Linked DNA regions of Homo sapiens: region 1 is linked to region 2. Evidence: chromatin loops called from intact Hi-C (ENCODE). Cell type or tissue: prostate gland. All regions are shown on one strand. Links, peaks and the distances in the headings refer to the core of each region. The heading gives the core; the rest is flanking DNA. Region 1 has its middle 23 kb from the start of LINC02696. Region 2 overlaps PRDM11 (PR/SET domain 11).

Region 1 (2,906 bases), core at 322-2,821, 120 kb before region 2:
CAGCCTGGGCAAAAGAGCAAGATTCCATCTCAAAAAAATGAACAAATAAATAAATATAAATAAGGAAGCCCAAATAAAAAAAATTATAAATGAAGAAAATCGCTCAGAAATACATCCTGAGTTCCAGAGAGAGGATTGAAGTGGAGAAAATATGTCAACGAAAAGCTTTCAAATTTAAGTTCTGAAAAGGCTCATGCAACTGGAACCTGGAGATGCTATTAGGCAAGGGGTCTTAATGATTTTGGTCGGCACGTGCCCCCTGCCCCCTTTCTTTCATGCTAACAGAGCCCTGGTTTTTGTCTCTGTTAGAAGGCCAGATCCCTTCATCTCAGGAAGGGTAGGTCCTTTGCAGGCATTGGTCCAGGGTCCACCATGTGACCTCATTCCGGCCAATGAGATAGGAGAAGCCTCCTGCAGGGCTTCCGGGAAATATTTTCTTTCTGGGCACAGGAATCACGGCAGAAGAAAGTCTTTTCTCTCCCCCTGCTCCTTACTTCCTGTCTTAAATGTAGGCTGTGTGTAGATGTGACTCATGGAATCGAGGCTGCCATCTTGTGATCAGGAGAGAAGACCAAGAGAACAGCGGGAATGTTATGGTTATGTGAGACAGCTAAATATCTTTATTAGTGAAGTCGGAGGTCAGCAAACTTGTTCTTTCAAATGGACACATAGTAAATATTTTCAGCTTTCCAAGCCGCAACCACTCAACTCTGACATTGTCACGGGAAAAGAGCCCTAGATAAGTACATAAACAAATGAGTGTGGCTGGGTTCCAACAGAACTTTATTTATAGAAACTGAAATTTGAATTTCATATAATGTTCATGTGTCACAAAATATTATTTATTCTTTTGATTTTTTTCAACAATTTAAATTGTAGAAATCATTCTTAGCCCACAGGCGGCACAAAAACAGATTTGGCAAGTGGGTTGTCGTTTGCCGACCCTGGATCTACTCACCGTCAGTTGTGTTTTCTGTTTCCTGAAGCTGAGTGCCTTCTGGATGATGCTGTCATTTAACCTTCTGTTTCCCAGATGACAACGCTGAGGTCCAGAGAGGCGACAGACAGAACGTTCCCAGGGTCCCAGAGCTTGTTAGTGTCAGAGCTCATAAATCTAAATCTCAAAGCTCCTAACATCAAGTCGAGGATGTTTCCCCGGTACATAAACCCGTTTCCTACTCATTTACACACATTTCTTGCTTTTTCTTCTAGGCTGTAACATTTTCCTTTGTGTCTGTGACTGCGTTTCATTCATACAAAGTGTATAAAGAGCCAAGAGGCTACCAACCTTGATTAAGGACCTACCACATTCCAGACACTTTACATTACTTAATCCTACAACAGTTGTGAGGTAGATGTTATTATGCCCACTGCACAGATGGGGAAATAGAGGCTCCGAGAGGACAGAACCACGCCCAACTTCACCCAGGGAGTAGGTGGTGGTCCCAGTCCCACCAGTGCCCTTCCTGCTGAATCTAGCTGTCTCCCACGCTTCACTGCTCGACTCTGGGTGTACCCTAATGAAGAAGACATGGCCCCTTTTCTCTGGCCACTGAATATTTTCCTTTCTGAAGTGGTTCTTGGCAGGGCTAATATATTAGAAACAGTGGCGGGAGAGTGGGGGCGGCGGTGGGGATGATGAAGTGCCATTCACCATCTCGTCCACTAGAGGGCAGAAAGAGGCCATGTTTCTGTAACAATTCTGCACCTTAACTCCCTGGTTCCGTTGAATTCATTCACAGGTTCATGGGAAACTTAGGGGAAATAATATGTTTCAGCCTTTTATTCCAACCTCCTCATTTTTCTGATGAGAAAAACGGAATCCCACAAGTGTCGTGTTGTTTACCCAGGGTCAGACATCGTGACTCATTAAATCAACAAATGTTAATTGAATGTTCATTGAGTCAATCCATGTCACTGCACAAACACTCATGGGTGATGGAGACACAAGAGTGGCAGGAGAGACGTGGCCCCTTCCCACACCAAGGCTGCAGGCGAGTGGAGCACAGGGGCAATGAGAAGTGATCAGATCAACACAATTATCAGCAATTGTGGGGAGGGGGTTAAGAGATGGAGGGACAGGAACAAGATCTGTGTGGAGGTGGCATTTCCCCCGAGCCTGAAGATGAAGAGCAGCCAGGCTTTCAAGGAGCTGGGGGCCAAGAATTCCAGGAATAAGGAACCACAAGAGGGAGACTTCTTGGCTTGTGCTAGAGCCTGGCAGACAAGGACCAGCAGCATGACTTAGTTGAGTCAGGGAAGGAAGGGGGTGTAAGAGACCTAATGTCATGATAATCATTAGCACTGAAGCTTCACTATGTACCGAGCTCTACGGAGCCGGTGCATTTGCTCATGCATCCTCCCCACAAATCTCTGCTTTGCAAACACAATTACTCCCATTTTATAGCCTCAGAGGGGTTGAGCCACTTGGCCAAGGCCATGCAGCCTGAAAGTGGTCTAGCTGGGACTTGAACCTGCACCTGTCTGACTCCAGCACCCAAACTCATCCTCACTATTCCAATTAAAGGCAGAGCTAATACTAAACCCCTGAGATCCCGTCTCGTGGCCAGGACTCTCTCCATAACCCTGTCCTTCTCTTGCCTTTGAGGAAAGCATACTTCACTGTCAGTTCTTCAGCCTGGGTGGCAGGGATGAAGGCAGAAGTTAAATAATAAAGAGGAAAAGGTTTTTTTCTAGAAATCAATGACTAAAGACTGGGAAGAGAATTCCTAAAACTCAAGTCAAGGACTGTCTCCTTTCGAAAACGGTGTGTACGAGAACATACGGCTCTCTGACCATCCACACAGACTCATGAGAAGGAGAGGAAGGACACCTCTCACTTCTGAACACTGCCTTGAAGCTTAGAGAAGTCAGATGTGACTCCCGAAGCTGAGCCGACATTCCAG
Region 2 (2,906 bases), core at 195-2,694:
TGCAGAGCAGGAGAGCCACCTCTGCAACCAGCCCTGCTGTCCCCCTGTCCCCCAAGGCAGGCTTCCAGTTCAGTCACATCGTGCTCCCATCCACAGGGGCCATCGGACAGACTGCTCCTTGCAGCCGGACACAGGGAGGGGGCCCAGCCTCTGCACATGTGGGTCCTGCTTTCTGGTGACCAAGGGTATGGGCTGATCCCTGTGGCAGGATTAAATGATGTATGGGCTGACCCTACTGACAGGCAAGCCCTCCCTGCCTGGATCTGCGGACTCAACTCAGAACCACCCCCCAGGAAGGTGATGGGGAGGACAGACAGGTTTATCTTACAGTTACCTCATGCCTCCCAGGGGTCCTGGGGGCTCACTTGGGCCAGCTTGGTAAGAGTCCTGTGTCTCTTGGCAGTGTTTGGTGGGACAGCAGCCATCCCCTGAGATCCCAGAGACCTGTCTAGCATGGCCAGTGTTGGAAGGAGTGAGACCCGGCGAGGTGATGCTGCTCCTTCCCTCCCAGGTCCCCGTTCTGCCAAGCCCCTGGCCGAGTGCTGCCGCAGCTGGCCACTGCCAGGAAAAGGAGGGCTGTGAGCCTGCCATGGGGGTGAGCGGGCTCTGCCTGATGGCACACTCGGGCTCCCTGCCAGCCCAGGTTACCTTTGGTGGCCTCATTACATTCAGTCTCAGGGAGATGGAGGGGTGAGCGGAGCAGGATGCAGGGAACAGGCTTTACTGGATGCTGACCCCCCCATTTTTTCTTATCACGGGGTGGAATCCTCTTAAGACTTAGGAAAACACTGATTCACAGGAAGCCAGCAGACCCGGGTTCAAGTCCTGCTTCTGAATTGAGCTCAGGGCCACCTTGGTTTTCAGAGCTTACTTTCTGCATTGCAAGGAAGTTGAACTAAATGGTCTCCATGTTCTTTTCCAGTCCTAAACATCTGACTCTGTGAACTGCCACCTGTCAGGAGCCCCAGCCAAACAGGAAGCAAGTGGATCACAATGGCAGGGGGCCCGGGAAGGGAAGGTGCAAGTGAGTCTTTGCAAAGCACCTTCCCATGGGCTGAGCCACGGCTGCTTCCCTGGGGCCCCTCCTGCCTGGCTCCCACCACTCACGAGCCGGTCAGGCAGACGGCCTCTAGTGGGGACTGCAGCTGGCGGGGCACGGGGGAGATGTGCAGAAGTGGAAAGGAAGGGTTGCAGTCCCTGCGGAGGCCTTTAGTGCTCCCCCTTCTGCTGAGCCCCAACTAGAACTCCAGCCCCAAGGGACACCCGCCTCGGCCGCTGGGGCCCTGGCTTCAAAGTGCATGTGAGACACAGGAAGTAGAGAGGAAAGGCAGGGACAAGTACAGAGGGAGAAGAGGGGTGGGGAGCGGGTGGCGGAGCAGCCAGGAGGATGGAGAGGGAGCTGAGAGGCAGCACACAGAAAAGTGGGGGCAGGCAGCGTGGCTCAGGCAGGGGAGTAATAATAGAGGAACAAAGCAGTCAGGACCAGACACAGAAAGGAACTGATCTTTCCATGGCCCGGCCCGGGCCTTCACAGCTTGGCCGCCTCGTCTCCAGCCCCCTCCCCCGCGCTGCTACACTTGGGCTTTCCTGGCTTCTCACTGTTCCTGGAACGTGCCAAGCGCCTTCCTGATGCGGGGCCTCGTACATGCTGTTCTCTGCCTGCGCGCCTCCCCTCCCCTTCTCCGCGCCCCACGCTGCTGCCTGGCCTGGTTAACTCTTACTCTTCACATCCTAGTCCGCTGGACTTCTTCAGGGAGCCCTCCCCAGTCCCCAGTGGAGCCAGTTTTACCCACTCCTTAACTCTCAGACAGAGCTGCTACATAACCTGCAGGGTCAAATGCAAAATGAAAACGTGGGGCCCCTGGCTCAAAAACTATGAAGAATGTCCAGATGGCGACAGCAGAGCCTGAAACCCCGCGGCCCCTGTGACTGTTCAGGTTGCATGCTCATGAAGTCAGCCCTGCTCTCGGGACCTCCTGGACTCCTGTGTCCTCCATCCCTTCGTTTCCAGTTTACTCGTGCAATTATTTAACGTTGGTTTATTCCTAGGAGTCCAGGGTCTCCCCAAGAGCAGGGCCTGCGTGGGGTTTACACACAGCTGTCTTCCCAGCTCCTAGCACGGCTCTGGCACGGAGATGCTCAGTAAATATTCGAGAATGAATGCAAAAAGGGATGGAGAGGAGAAGAGTGGGAGAAGGAGGGGAGGATGGAAAGAGTGGGCTGGACAGAGAGGGACAGGAGAGAACCAGAGGGAAAGTCGGTGGGAGACTGTGGACTGTAAGCTGGGGGGCAGGCAGCCGGCTGGGTGGCGGGGGGGACTGGTGATACTCACAGCTGGTCGAAGGGCTGTCGGTGCCATCCAGTTCCGCCCTGGGGAAGCCGCGCCCTGCACGGGCCGTGAGCAGCGCCGACTTGATGGCCCTCTCGTGGGCCGTGAGCACGATGGTGGGGGCCCGGCCCCCGGCCCCAGGGCCCGACAGGGACTGCTGCATGAAGGCCAGCTTGTCCTTGGTCCTCCGTTTCATGTCATCCCATCTGTGCTTAATGTCCTTGACGGAGCGGGGCACCTGGCTGACGGAGGTGATTTTCCGGGCTATGCCTTCCCAAATCTTGTCCCTGTCAGCATGGGACAGCCGCATGGTCTCCCTCCCAAAGAGCACTGCTTCATGGTGGGTCACCTCTGTGACAAGAATGTCCAGCTCCTCCTTGGAGAACTTGGGCTTCCTCTTACGCTCAGCCAGGTGTGCCACATTCCTTGGGTTGAATATCCCACAAAGCACAATTGGGTAAATGACCGTCAATGCAGGTGGTTCTCCTTCCTAATTGCTGGCCCCCAGCTGGGGAGCCAGGAGGCACCTGGGGCAACCTGGCCCCCACCACACCCTCCTCCTACTGAGAGGTCCCTT

The links. Peaks named below come from ENCODE experiments on the same cell type or tissue, not always from the same donor. Only the 100,000 strongest peaks of a DNase experiment are listed, where the experiment ranks them.
Region 1: it touches region 2 in a loop (3-fold over the local background); 4 of 110 quality-filtered maps call a loop at or near these places.

What each region holds. Positions count from the first base shown.
Region 1 is chr11:45,331,350-45,334,255 of GRCh38, reverse strand. No RefSeq gene overlaps it. Among named protein-coding and RNA genes, the nearest start is that of LINC02696, 23 kb to the left of the region's middle. In prostate gland, for the core only: a CTCF peak has its summit at 1,737; a DNase peak (open chromatin) is centred at 1,652.
Region 2 is chr11:45,208,722-45,211,627 of GRCh38, reverse strand. The region is part of intron 5 of PRDM11 (PR/SET domain 11); the gene reads right to left. Among named protein-coding and RNA genes, the nearest start is that of PRDM11, 64 kb to the right of the region's middle. RefSeq lists enhancers at 1-732, 733-1,480, 1,481-2,228. In prostate gland, for the core only: no CTCF peak of the experiment used is centred there; DNase peaks (open chromatin) are centred at 997 and 1,617; H3K27ac peaks cover 2,481 bases.